4 separate regions of the Homo sapiens genome follow, and regions 2, 3 and 4 are each linked to region 1. A link is a loop called in an ENCODE intact Hi-C map of the cell type or tissue named here. Cell type or tissue: PC-9. All regions are shown on one strand. Region 1 has its middle 150 kb from the start of LINC01522. Region 2 overlaps LOC105372639 (a long non-coding RNA gene). Region 3 has its middle 15 kb from the start of LINC00494. Region 4 has its middle 11 kb from the start of LINC01523.

Region 1 (4,000 bases):
CTGGACTCAGCTCCTGGCGCAGCAGTCACTGGGGTGTTCCCAGCATCTGCCTGGACTGTTCAAGGGCTGCAGCACCCAGTTCCGAGCTAGGGCTCATAATTCAGGTCTACAGAGGTGGAAATTCAGTCCTCTGCCTCTCCTTGCTTCTTTCTGCTTCCAGGACACTGGGCACATTCTTACTTACGAACTTTCCTCCAAGGTGTGATCATGTAGAAGTTGATCATTTATTCATGAGAGCAGATTTTTAGACATGAAATTTCAAAATCACATTTAAGACATATTGCAGATAAGGTCTGCCATTTCCTAGTGTTTGCAGAGGCGGCAGGATGATCTTCAAGTACCTAGCTGGGTGTGGAGGGAGGGCGATGCCCCAGTGCAGACCAGAACTAGGGGATTCAGCATCCACCAGCATTGGAGCACCGTGAGCCTCAGTTCCTGACCAGTGTTCTGGCTGGTCATGACTGTGCTGTGTGGATATTTGAACATTGTCCCTGCAGACATCTCCGTGTATTTCAGGGTGTACAGGTGAAACTGTGTACTAGTCCCCACCCCCAGTGCTTTCACCTGGCATTACTCAACCCTGCCTGAGATGGTGAGTGTGATCTGGGGGAGGGGGTTGCTGGGCATTTTCACCTTGTCCCACCAGGTCCACCCACCCTTCCTCCCTCCCGCTCTCTGTCCTGGGAGGCTGATACATATGTACCACAGCATGGCCCTTGTGGCCTCTGGCTTCTGGGTGTGGCTGCTGGGGGCTTTGCAGGCGGCTGCGGGAGGGCAGGGAGTTGACATCACAGACTGTGCCTGTGGGGTAAACATGGCCTGGCTATGTCCCTTGACTAGAGACCCCAGCTGCCTCCCAGGCCACGTTCTCCACTTGACTCTCCTCTCCCAGCCTATATCACCTACCCCTTCCGGGGATCCTTTGGACCCAAGCGAGCAACAGCCCCTACCTCTCCAATTCCTGGTCCCAGGCGCTTGCACTCTCCCTCCTGCTGAGCCCCTTACCACTCGCTAAGCAATCCCCATGGGCACATGCCCTCCACTTCCAGCTGGAGTCCTGGCACAAAGGGGAGTTCGATACCGACTGAGACTGAGTGTCCACCACAGAGGCAAATGGGGACCTAAAATGAAAATTCAGTTGAGTTACAGAAAAACTGAGGAGCGGTGTTTCTAACCGGCCTGGGCTTTTGGGTTGGATTCACGCCCACTGCAGCAGTGTGGACATTGTAGACGCTCTGAAGACCAGCATCCATTCCTTTACTTGGAGCACATCTAGTGGGCAACCTGACAGCGCCTTGTCATCTCCTGGGAAGCTTTAAAAATGCTGATGCCTGGGCCCCACTGCAGAGAGTGTGGGGTGCAGCCTGGATGTGGGATCAGGGGCCCCCAAGTGGTGCTAAGGAGCATCCAGGGCTGAGCCCACCAAGCCAAACGCTGGGGCTCTAGAGGCAAACACAGCCTGTCCTGTGCTTAAGGACCCCACATTCTGAGAAGGGAGGCCAAGAAGTTACTCACTGAAACATAATGTTACCAGAAAGGGGTCCCAATGCCCCAGGAGAGGGTCCGTGGACCTCATGCAAGAAAGAATTTGGGGCCAGTCCATAGAATAAAGCAAAAGCAAGTTTATTAAGAAAGTAAAGAAATAAAAGAAGGGCTACTCCATAGGCAGAGCTGTGACATGGGCTGCTGGGCTGAGTATACTCATAGTTATTTCTTGATCATCTGTTAAACAAGGCGGTGGGTTATTCATGAGTTTTCTGGGAAAGGGGTGGAGATTTCCTGGAACTGAGGGTTCCTCCCCTTTTTAGACTATATAGGGTAACTTCTGGACATTGCCATGGCATTTGTAAGCTGTCATGGTGCTGGTAGGAGTGTCTTTTAGCATGCTAATGCATTATAATTAGCGTATAATGAGCAATGAGGACAACCAGAGGTCACTTCCATCCCCATCTTGGATTTGGCAGGTTTGGGCTGGCTTCTTTACCACATCCTGTTTTATCAGTGCAATCTCTGTGACCTATGTCTTGTGCCAACCTTCTATCTTATCCTGTAACTAAGAATGCATACACTCCTAGGAATGCAGCCCAGTAGGTCTCAGCCTTATTTTACCCAGCCCCTATTCAAGATGGAGTTGCTCTGGTTCAAGTGCCTCTGACAATCATGGGGCAGGTGTCCAAGTGGAAGGGCGCTCTGGGGGCTCTGAGAGCCCTGAGAGGCGCTGGCCCTGTGACATGGAGAATGGGTTGGGCAACACTTCTTGGAAGTAACAGCGTCAAGCCCTGTAAGCCAGGTGAAAGAGGGAATGGAGAAAGGCACTTCAGTTAAAGGGGGCAGGAAAGGCAGAGTTCCCCAGGGGTGGGTGAGAACTTTCTGGAGTGTCCGTAGACTCTGCTTAAAATCCTGCTGGGTCTTCCCAGAGTACTTAGAAGAAAAAAAAATTCCCAGCCACAGACAGCCATGGCGTGGCCATTGCCCACCTCCAGACCTCCTCCCCAGCCACAGAGCTCCACCATGCACAGCTTGTGTGTGTTAAACACATCCAAGCCTCAGGGCCTTTGCACCTGCTATTCTCTCTGCCTAGAGTGCAGTCCCTTCCTGCACCCCCACCTTACTCCAGTTAATTTTCAACATTCAGACTGATCTCGGTGTCTTCCCTCACTGAGGGACATCACCCCACCACCTCACCACTAAACTCCTCCCCAATCTGTTTTTTTTAAGTTTTGAGACAAAATCTCACTCTGTCACCCAGGCTGGAGAGCAGTGGTGCAATCTTGGCTCACTGTAACCTACGCCTCCCAGGTTTAAGCAATTCTAATGCCTCAGCCTCCTGAGTAGCTGGGACTACAGGTGCACCCCATCATGGCTGGCTAATTTTCCTCCCCAATCTGAAAGTGCCTGCCCACCACCCCCACCCTGTTACCGTTGGCCACATCTCCTTGGTTATGTCCTTCAGAGCATGAATGTCTCATAATGCAAATTTACGCTTCTCAAAACAAAAGAGCATCCAGGGAGCATCTCCCTAATCCAAAGGGATGCTTTGTGAAGGTGAGTTTTGAACTGTGTGGCCTTGTCAGGGGCATTCTGAGGGCCTGAGAGGTCTTCTGCAGCACCCCCTGAGGGTCTCTGGTCATTGTGAGGCTGCTCTTTACTGGACAGCAGATCGTATGATATGACAAAGAGGAATTTTGTTTTTTTAACAATGTGCAGTGACAGGTTTATCTAGTGAGTAAAATAAAGGCCATGTTTTGCACTTGACTTTGTCATTGTTCCAATTCATGGTTGTTTGGCTGCCAGTGAAAGAAATCTAAACAATGGCTAAGACAATGAGAGTTTCACTTGTCTTACAAAAGGGAAATCTGCAGTCAGCATCCAGAGGTGGTATGTAGGCTCCATGTTGCCAAGAGGAAGATGGGTGCCTGCTCTTGTTCTACTCAGCCTCGTTATGGGCATGTTCCTCATGAGCATAGGTGGCTGCTGGTGCACATGCAGCTGACTCTGGCCCCTTCACTTGGCAACACTCACTTACGTCTCCTTGGTCACCTGCTTTGACTTCAAAGATGGCAAGGCTTTTTACAAGCATGCTACTGAAACCACCTTTGCAAAAATTGAGACAGTGAGAAAATTTTGACAGTGAAGAGATCTGACCTAACCAACCTCATTGTGCCTTTAACCTCCAAACTGCCCTTGGTCATTCCTGGGTGTGGGACGAGCTAACTTTGGGAGAAATTCAGTTTGTAGTTTAACCTTAAAACCAGGATGATAATAGCCCTTTCTCAAAACTAAATCATCAGGTTAGGATTATGAGAGGGGCCTGAATCTGCTGAGATGTAAGCATAGTTAAAGGATACCCACCTTTGTTCCAGAGGTCACAAGATTCATAACTTCCCCAATTACTCCTGCAGATAACATGACTATTGTAGAATCTAAGATTGACCTTTTGAGACGTCTTTTCAGACTTTTGCATTTCTGAAGACCGGATGACTCTGCCTGGACCCGAGAC
Region 2 (4,000 bases), 87 kb before region 1:
GATTACAGGTGTGAGCCACCACACCCAGCCCACATCTCATCCTTTATAGGAATAAAAGCAGCTGGAGCCTTTTGATTTCGGTAGCTGTGGGTGCAACATGTTGTCCAGCCTCTTGTTACAACATACTTTTCTCCTCTCACTTCTTAATAGATTTAAGATACTCACAATGGAGGTGACAATAATTATTGAGCTCAGGTAATCCCAAATAGCATCACCACCCAAGTCCCACAGGTTCACTCCCACCTGTCACCAGACTACAGTTGACCCTTGAACAATGTGGGCATTAGGGGCATGGATGACCCCCACACAGTCAATCTGTGTAGAACTCTGACTTCCCCCAGACTAAACTATTAATAGCCTCCTGCTGACCAGAAGCTTGACTGATGACATGTACAATTGATTAACACATATTTTGTATGTTATATGTATTATATACTATATTCTTACAATAAAGTAAGCTGGAGAAAAAATGTTATGAAGAAAATCATAAGAAAGAGAAAATATATTTACTATTCATTAAGTGGAGGTGGATCATTATGAAGGTCTCCATCCTTGTCATCTTCATGTTGAGTAGGCTGAGGAACAGGAGGAAGAGGTGGAGCTGTTTCAGGGGTGGCAGAAGTGGAAGAACTGTGTATAATTGGAGCCATGCAGTTAAAATCTGTGTTGTTTAAGGATCAACTTTATTTCTGTTTCTGAGTTGAATCTCCTTTGACATAACCATTAAAGCGTTTTTCTCCAATGTCTGCACTTTTAAATTCTCCTTTCTTTTTCATCAGATTCAGTATTGGAGCAGCAATTCCTGATGTGCTGAAGTCAACAGCTATCTCATCTAACAATTCTGTTTCTTTTGCCTGGAGGAAGTTGAGAACTGATAATCTTTGGGATGTAGGTTTAGAAGAAGTCATGAGCCTCTAATGTGTCCAGATATGGGATATTGTGGTGGAAGATGTTGAGCATATCAATCAGGATGGACAAGGTTAGGTTGCAGTAACAAATAAGACCCAAATCTCTAGGGCCAAACACAACAAATGTTTTAAAACCCACTTACACTTTATATCCAATGTGGGTTCTTTGTGGAGGGCTCCCTTCATCATAGTCATTCCGTGATCCAGTCTGCTGGAGGCTGTACCGTCTCAATGCATGCTCCCAAGACTACCACAGCATAAAAACAGCATAGCCAATCACACTGCAGTTCTTAAATGCTTCTCCTTAGAACTAGCACCTGTTAGCAGCTCAGTGGAACTTCCTGGTTGGATGTGCCAGGCAGGTGAGTGCCCTGGTTCCATGGAGAGGGCACAGAAGCTTCATGTTGTAGACCCTCTGAGACCTTGTGCTGTAAGTCTCTTCATTTGGCTGGTCCTGATCTGTATCCTGAATGATAAAATTGTAATCATAAGGAAATAGCACCTGTTGCTTTCTCTCAGATTTCAATGGCTGAGAGAGGTCACATGCCTATTCATGACTTTAAGGGGTTAGAGGAGGGTATGTGTCCTGTGGGCCTGGAAGAAGTAGGAGGCTAGGGTTATTTGTGAGTTCTAGCAATGTCTACCAAGAAGGAGAATGGGATGTGGACAGGCAAGAATTGACTTCAAAAACAACTTGACTCATGTCATGGTTCTCTCTCTGACTCTTTGAATCTCAGCACATTATTAGTTTCCATGTTAATGGATTGAGGTTGGGCTTTTTTTGTTTTCTGCAATGTCTCTTTATAATCTTATTTTTGCCTTACAAAGGCATTAGCATACATTTTCTGGGCTCCCAGCCAGATGAATCATTTTCTTTTCTGTTTCCCCATCTCCATAGTGCCCTGGTCTTTGCCAGAACCAAACAGTGGTCACAGCTAGGACCTGCACCGGGGGTCCTGAATCCACCTTGCCCGGTGCCCAGATGCCCCTCCTGCTCTCTGGATGGAGCCCACCCTCAACAAGCACTCCGGCAGGACCAGGTTCCATGAAGACAATGCCACTTGGAATCTGATAAGTAATATTTGGTACCAAGCCCAGATCAGCTTTTCATCACCCTAGACAAGAGATGTGTTTGGGACTCTTCAGTCTCCCCTGAAGCCCTCAGGCAGGTCTCTGTCATGCTGGGTGGGATTATGGTAACACTCTACCAGCAGCTCCCCACCTGCACCTCAGGCCAGGTTGGAGAGGGTGAAAAAGCAACATAAAAATGTCAGGTTCCTATTGGGGATTAGGAGACAGTCAACTCTAGCCAAGTTTTATTTTTCCATTCTAAAGGAAGAAGAAGAAAAAAACACAACCTAAATTATCCCATTTTCCTTAACACACCATAGATGCGTGAATTAGAAGAAAAAATTTGTTAAACACCCAAACAAAAAGAAACAATCTGGCCACCAGCCAGGATTACTTTGCCTGGAGCGTTTTCCATGACTCTAAGGCCAGCACACAAAAGGGTTTCTAAGATCCATTTCTGGTGAGAATAAAAGCTGAATCTGAAAAACAGATGCCCCCTGAAAGTAAGAAACAGAAGAAAATGCAATCTGTCAACTAGCCACAATTTATTCTATCAACTATCAAAAATTTAGTCTGACATATTTGCTGGGTAAAATAACCATGTTGACTGATTGTTCTCCTGAAAAAGACAGTTTGAATTCACCCAACTCCAGCTGAGACTCAAATAGTCATTTTCAACTATTTCCAAATATTAATATTTTCTGCAAAGAGAACCTTTTATAAAATCTCAATTTGTAAAACTGGCTAGAAACCCAGTTGCTCTGGTTGAAACTGGGGGTGGGTGCTCCATGTGATACATTAAATATATTACACCCCCTGAAACCCTCCCCTCAATCCAGGAGCCTCTCTCTCTCTCTCTCTCCTGCTCTCTCTCTGTCACTCAGGCCGGAGTGCAGTGGAGCGATCACAGCTCACTGCACCCTCAACCTCCAGGGCTCAGGTGATCCTCCCACCTCAGTCTCCTGAGTAGCTGGGACCACAGGTACACGCCACCATGTCTGGCTAATTTTTTGATTTCTTGTAAAGACAGTCTCACTATGTTGCCCAGGCTGGTCTCCAACTCCTGGAGTTAAGCAATCCTCCCACCTCAGCTTCCCAAAGTGCTAAGATTGCAGGTGTGAGCCACCACACCGGCCTGAACAAAATTCACATATTTTAAGAATCTTTGATGTAGACGGGGGACAGTTCTGCTAATTTAAAAACATCTAGAGTTTTGCATTGTCACAATAACTCATGGTGGGTGTCATTTCTAGAATTTAGTGTAAGGGTTCAGGGATGGTAATGTATGACACACAATCCTGTCCAAATGGCCAAGTAGCCCCCAGGAGAAAAAAACAAAATAAAACTGGACAGAAGGCTTTAGCTGTCTTTACGAGGCGGGAGCTAAGGGTCACCCCCAATGTGGCCCGCTACAGCCCCAGCCCCCTATCTCTGTCTTGCATGGTGCTTGCTTCTCTTCCTCTAGAGCCCAAATATACCAAATGCTTCTTGCTCAGCCTCCTTTGCATCCAGAAGCAGCCATGGGACCCAAACCTGACCAATGCAACGAGAGAGTCAATATTCTGAGGTGGGAAGAGTTCAAGGAAAAATTTTGTTTCGTAATGCAACGGAGGCACAAGAAGAAACTCTCCTTCCTGCCTTTGAAAATAATTGGTTGAGAACAACATGCTGGAACCGAAGCAGCCTTTCTGTGAGCATGAGGAGCCATGCTTAAGAACAAGTCAATCTGCTAAGGAAGGCAGAGCAGAGAGACAGATATGGTTGAGCTGCATTCTTCATCCCCTCTGTTATAGGGGACAATCTATATGATTCTTCAAGTCTGTTAATCAAGTCTTTGGTTGCTGACAGCCACACGCATTTTAATAGATATACTTTTCTCACTTCCATTCATCTGGAAGCAGAAAGAACAGCTCTGAGGGAATCTTCTTTGCAGACGCTGACACTTCGATTCTCACTGTGGTTTTTCTTGTTGACTTAGGGCCACATAAATCTTTCCCTCCTTCTTGGTACTTGATCTTCTG
Region 3 (4,000 bases), 240 kb after region 1:
AGAGGCACCAAACTTCCTCTTAGAAAAACACGAGGGAACCGACGAACCCATGTCCAGGGAATGCTGAGGACGCTCTTGACTGTAGGGGGACCGAGCACAAAGCCCCCGTCGCCGCCCGGCGGACCCGAGCTCCTGGACTCAGCCTTGACCGACACTGACTCTGTTCCCACAGCGGCCGCTTTGTTCGTCTCCTTTGTGGACACTTAGCTCAGCGCCTGTGCTGCTCGGCTGTGACCTGACCTTCGAGGGTCACCTCCTGAATTCAATCGCTGTGACCTGTGCTGCGGACCCCGTCAGGAAGCTCCTGGTCTCCTCCAGTCCCTCCCCCGCCTCATTCGCACAAAAGGCCTCATTGTTCTGCAGGGTCTGATTCAGACCTGCCCTGGTTTCAGTTTCGGCAAACACCCAGCACTGGCTTTGGGTCAGGGGTCACTCTGGAGTGAACGGGGCGCCCTGAGCAACCCCACATCGCTGTGTGATCCCGGCTCATCCACAGGAAGCCCCGGCCCAGGGACCCAAATGGGTCCCAGAAGTGGACCAGATGCAGCGCCGACGGTGATGTGGGGACGCCGGCATCTCCAACAGTGGGAAAGAGGAAACTTTCTACTTTTCATTAAGCCCCGTCCTCTTCTCCCCCAGGGTTACGGGGACACAATGTCTTCACTGGCCATGTTGGAACGTTCTGGGGTGTGAAGGGAACGTCCCCAAGAGCAGTGACTTGACCTTCGCTTTGGCTGAGATTTGAAATTCTCTTCTTACCGATCTTTAAATCTGTACACGCAGGAGTCTGTTTTATATCCAGCCGTCCCTGTGACCTCGGGCGAGTTCCTTACCTTGTGTTTCCTCATCTGTAAAGTGGGAATAATGACCGCACGGCCTCGTGTGCTTGTCAGAACAAAATCAGACAATGCACGAAGACCCGTTGGCCCGGAAAGCTGCAGCTGGGCCCTGACGATGCCACGCTGTCCATCTGGGGAGGGGAAGTTCATTGCTAATTCGACTCAAAGGAGAAAAATGCATGTCCCCCTGAGCTGAAAGAAGGAACGAAGCCAAGTCCACCAGGCCACCGGGTCTCCTTAGGCTGAGGAAATGGACAAGGAGGGCAACATGGAAACTGCAGAGAGCAGCAAAGCCCTTCACTACTGCTGCCCGAACCCTGCAGCGGCTCCTACAGCCACCACAGGTCACTGGGCCAGAAGCAAGTTAGGGAACAGCCACATCACCATTCAGGGAAGCCGCTCCCAGGCGCTGATCCCCGGAATGGTGGATTTGCTAACAGCAGCCACACAGACACCTCACCTCACGCCAGGCTGCTGAGCTCAGCGGGGGGCACGATTGCCCAAGCAGGGGTGGGGCAGGGCAAGGCAGACCCAGTCACATGGTGGGAAAAGCCAAAAAAAACCTGCCTGATTTGGTAAAATGCCAGAACTGGGCATTTTAAAGTTAGTTTTTAAGGCGTAGCCATTTGTTGGGGGTTTTTTTGCCTTGTACTCTCCTGTCTCCCTCCTCGCCACACAATAAACTGTCTCCAAGGCAGCCGCCCTCCCGTTGCCAGGACGTGCGAGGCAGGGAGGTCAGGAGCTCTGCTGTGAGGGCGCCACCCGGCTTCCGGTTTGTGCATGAAAACCCGGCTCAGCTTTTCCGTTCCATGAAGACTGGGCTTCTCCAGGCTGCTCGGTAAATAATCACGGATTCCACTGGGAAGAGAAAACATCCCCACAGCCCCTTCTCCATTGTGCACCCAACCTCCAGGTGTTTTCAGTCTCTCAAAGAGCCCCGACGCCTGAAATTTAACAACTAAAACCTTATTTTTCATTTCCTGAGATTCTCTTGGTGGAATCAGGCAGCCTGGCAGTGCGCAGCACCTAGGGTGGCTCATGATGAAAAATCCAGAGGGGACTTTGCCTTCCTGCATGTCCTTTTGTCACCAGAACCCGGGGACCAGCAGGACCCAAAGCTCCCTGCGGGATCAGCTGGGTCTGGGAATCACTGTCCTGGGCCCATTTGGACTTTTCGGATGAGGCCGGTGTTTGGCCAGCACCTGGGCTGGGCAGGTGGGAAGGACAGAGGCGCTGATGGAGAGAGGGAGGGGAAGGGGATTCACAGCCGTCCTGGGAGCCCCACGGGTGCCTTTGGCCTCTGGCTCCTCTGCCTGCCCCTCAGGCTGGTTAAATTCCCCCCTGAAAGTTCCCCATTGGGCAAGTCCAGCAAGCCTGAGCCAGGCCTGTGATCTCAGGGTGGGTGGAGCTCTAGAAGGCCTGGCCCTCGCTCCTGGAGTCCACGTTCACCCTCAAGGCAGTGAACGGCACCCCACTGCGCATCTACTCACTAACCAGGCACGGGATGGTTTCCATGGTTCCTGTGTCTTAGACCAGCTCGCTCATGGTGACATGGGACACGCTGAGACCCCACCATGGTGCAGAGTGACATTAATGCATTAAATTAGCAGCCTCTGCAACACAAACACATTTGCATGTGGAGCCTGTGACGTTCTTTGGTAAAAGGAATCCTTACATGTTTGCAAACATTACACTCGCTGAGGAAGGGCCTCGGGCTCTGACAAATGATAAATGGGAAAATTAGACGCTTCAGGAAAATGCAAATATCATCCTTCGTAAGTCTGTCCGTTGGCAGGAAATTTAAAAAAAAAAAAAGGTTTCCCCAAAGCAGTGAGGCATTACTTCTCCTCTTTTAAATGCCAGGAAGAAGGGCTGTGATTCTTTTAGGCACTTGCATGGATCTTGATTTCTCTTCCACAGTCTCCCCAACGCCCTGGCAATGTGTAGGGGAGAAGCCTGTGATTTCAGCAGACTGTCCTCTAATTCAGCGTTTCTCAAGCTTTATTTCATAATCACCCCCTAAGGAATCTTTATAGGCAATTTTTTCTTACTTGCCCCCCTATGAATTTTAATACTACATAATTACTGCAGAATGGTTTATGCACTGTGTGGACATCTACATTTTTACATAAAGACAAAAATCTTTTCACCTCTGGGAGCCAGCTCTGGCCCCCATGGGAGCAGTATTCTCCGCTAAGAAGGCCTGCTCCCATTCCTTCTTTTGTTGATTTTGGGAGGAGGTGCAGGAGCTGCCTGGGGCCTTGGGGCAGAGCGATTCGGGAGAGGGGACAGAGAGGACAGAGTCCGGAGAGGGGAGGGGAGGGATGAGGCCGAGGAGCAGCCAGGAGCCCCGTGTGGCTGGGGCCAGGGGGAGTTGAGGGTAGAGGAGTGATGGGTGACTACAGGGCAGGGGCCGGGGGTGGGGGGCGGAGATGGATCATCTCAGGCCTTAGGGGACCCTGTGAGGACTTCAGCTTTTACTCTGAGGGAAGTGGGAGCCATTAGAGGGTTTCAGCAGAGACAGGACATGGTCTGGTTTATTTTTTAATGGATGATCTGTGTGAGGACAGGTTGGGGTTGTGGGGTCAGAGCTGGAGAAGGAGGCCAGCGGGGTCTACTGCAATGGTCCAAGCAGGAGATGATGGTGGCTTGGACCAGAGGGTAGCTGTGAGGGAGGTGGGAAGTGGCCGTATCCTTGATCTGTTTTGGAGGTAGAGCACTGGCACGGTTTGCTAAGAAGGGTATCACCCCAGAGCTGTCAAAGGCTCATCAGGTACCCCCTCTTTTACTGGTATTAACTTCTTATCCTCCCAATGAGGCTATGAGGCAGTTATGCATTCTCTTAATGGGAGACTGAGACACAGAAAGGCTAAATACAGTCCTCAGAGATTACACTACCAAGAGTCAGAGTCAGGGTTTGAACTTGGGCAGAGGCTACACTCATGACCACCCTGCTGTGATACTTGGGTTATTTGGGATATAAAAGTGTAAACTGGAGTGCTGGCTACCTCCTGGTCAGTCTCTCTGCAGTAGCCATTGCTTTACAGAGTAGCCGCAAGCTTTCTCAAATACCGCTGCCTTAATCCTTGGCCAGCCCCTGAATCTCACCATTTCCTCCACCAAGCTGCAGCCCCTTTCATCTGCGACACCAGTGCTCTGGG
Region 4 (4,000 bases), 170 kb before region 1:
TGCTTTCACCTTCTGCCCCTGAAAGGGCTTGACTGTGGGGGGTCTGAGCTACCCTACAAACATCGTCATATCCGAGGGAACGCAACATTGAGTAGCAAATAATAAACACCATGACAGGTCAAGAGACAGACTGCAGAAAGAAAGCAAAAGCTTTCTTATTTTAGTACCTATAATGACATTTTGTTCTTGCTTTTGAGCATGTGGCCTACATTTTCATTTTGCACAGGCTGTGAAAATTATGTACTTGGATCTGCTGGGAGAATGTAATAAATCTACTAAGAGTCACCCTCATCCTCTCTGTCCCGCTCTCCTGTGTCTCTCAGAGTCAGCAGAGGGCCTTGTCAGAGCACAGTCCTCCCGCAGTCTTCCTCATCTCTGTAAATCGCAGCCCCACCCTCCCAGCTCTCAGGCCAACACCTGGGAGTCATCCTCCACTCTTCCCTGCCTTCCACACTCCGCTTCTCATCCATCAGCAAGTCCTGGCAGCTCTACCTGCAAGGGATCTGCAGTATTGGACTCCCTCACCTCCTCCACTTTGACCACATGGCTCCGGTCACCATCACCTCCACCTGGCCTCCCTGTTGGTCTTGCTGCTCCAGCTGTTGCCCCACACCCCCAACCTGTCCTCAGACACAGAATCCCATTAAAAAGTAAACCAGACCACATCCTGTCTCTGCTCAAACCCTCCAATGGCTCCCACTTCCCTCAGAGTAAAAGCTGAAGTCTTCACAGGGTCGCCTAAGGCCTGAGATGACCCATCTCTCTCTCTGCCCCACTGTGACTCATCACCCCTCTGGCCTCATCTTCTAACACCCCTTGGCCCCAGCCACACGGGGCTCCTGGCTGCTCCTCAGCCTCATCCCTCCCCTCGTGTCTCTGGACTCTGTCCTCGCTATCCCCTCTCCTGCATCGCTCTGCCCCCAGGCCCCAGGCAGCTCCCACACCTCCTTCCAGGGCCCAGAATTTACACCAGATACACAGTTTTCTGCACATTTGAACGAATGAACAAAAGAAGGAATGAGCACATGCTTCCTCAGCGGGGAATACTGCTCCCAAGAGGGCCAGAGCTGGTTCCTGGAGGTGAAAAGATTTTTCTCTCATTATGTAAAAATACAGATGTAGGCACAGTGCATAAACCATTTTGCGGTATTTCTGTAGTATTAAATTCATGGTGGGGGTGAGTAAGAAAAAAACCTCTATGAAGGTTCCTTAGGGGTTGATCATGAATTAAAGGTGAGAAAGGCTGAATTAGAGGACAGTCCGCTGAAATCACAGGCTTCTCTCCCACACATTGCCAGGGCATTGGGGAGGCTGTGGAAGACAAATCAAGATCCGTGCAAGTGCCTGAAAGAGTCACAGCCATTCTTCCTGGCGTTTAATAGAAGGAATGCCTCGGTGCTTTGGGGAAACCTTTTTTTATTTCCTGCCAAGGGACAGAATTACAAAGGATGATATTTGCATTTTCCTGAAGCCTCTAATTTTCCCATTCATCACTTGTCAGAACCTGAGGCCCTTCCTCAGCTTATGGAATGTTTGCAAACACGTAATGATCCCTTTTACCAAAGAACGTCACAGGCTCCACATGGAAATGTGTTTGTGTTGCAGAGGCTGCTAATTTAATGCATTAATGTCACTCTGCACCATGGCGGGGTCTCAGGGCATCTCATGTCACCGTGAGCGAGCTGGTCTAAGACACAGGAACCATGGAAACCATCCCATGCCTGGTTAGTGAGTAGATGCGCAGTGGGGCGCCGTTCACTGCCTTGAGGGTGAATGTGGACTCCAGGAGCGAGGGCCAGGCCTTCTAGAGCTCCACCCACCCTGAGATCACAGGCCTGGCTCAGGCTTGCTGGACTTGCCCAATGGGGAACTTTCAGGGGACAGTTTAACCATCCTGAGGGGCAGACAGACCAGGGAGAGGCCAAAGGCACCCGTGGGGTTCCCCCAGGACCGCCATGAATCCCCTTCTCCTCCCTCTCTCCATCAGTGCCTCTGTCCTTCCCACCTGCCCAGCCCAGGTGCCAAACACCGGCCTCATCCGAAAAGTCCAACTGGGCCCAGGACAGTGATTCCCAGACCCAGCTGATCCCGCAGGGAGCTTTGGGTCCTGCTGGTCCCTGGGTTCTGGTGACAAAAGGACATGCAGGAAGGCAAAGTCCCCTCTGGATTTTTCATCATGAGCCACCCTAGGTGCTGCGCACCGCCAGGCTGCCTGATTCCACCAAGAGAATCTCAGGAAATGAAAAATAAGATTTTAGTTGTTAAATTTCAGGCGTCGGGGCTCTTTGAGAGATTGAAAACACCTGGAGGTTGGGTGCACAATGGAGATGGGGCTGTGGGGACGTTTCCTATTCCCAGTGGAATCCGTGATTATTTACCGAGCAGCCTGGAGAAGCCCAGTCTTCACGGAATGGAAAAGCTGAGCCGGGTTTTCATGCACAAACCGGAAGCCGGGTGGCGCCCTCACAGCAGAGCTCCTGACCTTCCTGCCTCGCACGTCCTGGCAGCGGGAGGGCGGCTGCCTTGGACACAGTTTATTGTGTGGCGAGGAGGGAGACAGGAGAGTACGGGGCAAAAAAACCCCAACAAATGGCTACGCCTTAAAAACTTACTTTCAAATGCCCAGTTCACGCAGTTTTCTGGCATTTTACCAAATCAGGCAGGTTTTTTTTTTGGCTTTTCCCACCGTGTGACTCGGTCTGCCTTGCCCTGCCCCACCCCTGCTTGGGCAATCGTGCCCCCCGCTGAGCTCAGCAGCCTGGCGTGAGGTGAGGTGTCTGTGTGGCTGCTGTTAGCAAATCCACCATTCCGGGGGCTTCCCTGGATGGTGATGTGGCTGTTCCCCAACTTGCTCCTGGCCCAGTGACCCGTGGTGGCTGTAGGAGCCGCTGCAGGGTTCGGGCAGCAGTAGTGAAGGGCTTTGCTGCTCTCTGCAGTTTCGATGTCGCCCTCATTGTCCATTTCCTCAGCCTAAGGAGACCCGGTGGCCTGATGGACTTGGCTTCGTTCCTTCTTTCAGCTCAGGGGGACGTGCATTTTTCCTCCTTTGAGTCGAATTAGCAATGAACTTCCCCTCCCCAGATGGACAGCGTGGCATCGTCAGGGCCCAGCTGCAGCTTTCCGGGCCAACGGGTCTTCGTGCATTGTCTGATTTGGTTCTGACAAGCATGCGAGGCCGTGCGGTGGTCATTATACCCACTTTACAGATGAGAAAACACAAGGTAAGGAACTCGCCCGAGGTCACAGGGATGGCTGGATGTAAAACAGACTCCTGCGTGTACAGATATAGAGATTGATAAGAAGAGAATTTCAAATCTCAGCCAAAGCGAAGGTCAAGTCAATGCTCTTGGGGACGTTCCCTTCACTCCCCAGAACGTTCCAACATGGCCAGTGAAGACACTGTGTCCCCGTAACCCTGGGGGAGAAGAGGACGGGGTTAATGAAAAGTAGAAAGTTTCCTCTTTCCCACTGTTGGAGATGCCGGCGTCCCCACATCACCGTCGGCGCTGCATCTGGTCCACTTCTGGGACCCATTTGGGTCCCTGGGCCGGGGCTTCCTGTGGATGAGCCGGGATCACACAGCGATGTGGGGTTGCTCAGGGCGCCCCGTTCACTCCAGAGTGACCCCTGACCCAAAGCCAGTGCTGGGTGTTTGCGGAAACTGAAACCAGGGCAGGTCTGAGTCAGACCCTGCAGAACAATGAGGCCTTTTGTGCAAATGAGGCGGGGGAGGGGCCGGGGGAGACCAGGAGCTTCCTGACGGGGTCCGCAGCACAGGTCACAGCGAGTGAATTCAGGAGGTGACCCTCGAAGGTCAGGTCACAGCCGAGCAGCACAGGCGCTGAGCTAAGTGTCCACAAAGGAGACGAACAAAGCGGCTGCTGTGGGAACAGAGTCAGTGTCGGTCAATGCTGAGTCCAGGAGCTCGGGCCTGCCGGTCGGCGACGGGGGCTTCATGCTGGCTCCCCCAACAGTCAGGAGGGCCATGTGCTGAGGAGGG

The links. Peaks named below come from ENCODE experiments on the same cell type or tissue, not always from the same donor. Only the 100,000 strongest peaks of a DNase experiment are listed, where the experiment ranks them.
Region 2: it touches region 1 in a loop (7-fold over the local background); 1 of 110 quality-filtered maps calls a loop at or near these places.
Region 3: a loop joins it to region 1, with 7 times the contacts of the local background. A loop is called at or near these places in 1 of 110 quality-filtered maps.
Region 4: a loop joins it to region 1, with 10 times the contacts of the local background. A loop is called at or near these places in 1 of 110 quality-filtered maps.

The regions. Positions count from the first base shown.
Region 1 is chr20:48,137,616-48,141,615 of GRCh38, forward strand. No RefSeq gene overlaps it. Among named protein-coding and RNA genes, the nearest start is that of LINC01522, 150 kb to the left of the region's middle. In PC-9, no CTCF peak of the experiment used is centred here; a DNase peak (open chromatin) is centred at 2,006; H3K27ac peaks cover 757 bases.
Region 2 is chr20:48,050,271-48,054,270 of GRCh38, forward strand. The region is part of intron 1 of LOC105372639 (a long non-coding RNA gene); the gene reads left to right. Among named protein-coding and RNA genes, the nearest start is that of LINC01522, 62 kb to the left of the region's middle. In PC-9, no CTCF peak of the experiment used is centred here; DNase peaks (open chromatin) are centred at 1,731 and 2,361; H3K27ac peaks cover 2,341 bases.
Region 3 is chr20:48,372,936-48,376,935 of GRCh38, forward strand. No RefSeq gene overlaps it. Among named protein-coding and RNA genes, the nearest start is that of LINC00494, 15 kb to the left of the region's middle. In PC-9, CTCF peaks have their summits at 1,625 and 1,835; DNase peaks (open chromatin) are centred at 326, 1,356, 1,426, 2,276 and 1 weaker place; H3K4me3 peaks cover 2,107 bases; H3K27ac peaks cover 3,231 bases.
Region 4 is chr20:47,969,920-47,973,919 of GRCh38, forward strand. No RefSeq gene overlaps it. Among named protein-coding and RNA genes, the nearest start is that of LINC01523, 11 kb to the right of the region's middle. RefSeq lists enhancers at 260-761, 762-1,261. In PC-9, CTCF peaks have their summits at 2,419 and 2,545; DNase peaks (open chromatin) are centred at 742, 1,742, 2,622, 3,722 and 1 weaker place; H3K4me3 peaks cover 3,186 bases; H3K27ac peaks cover 4,000 bases.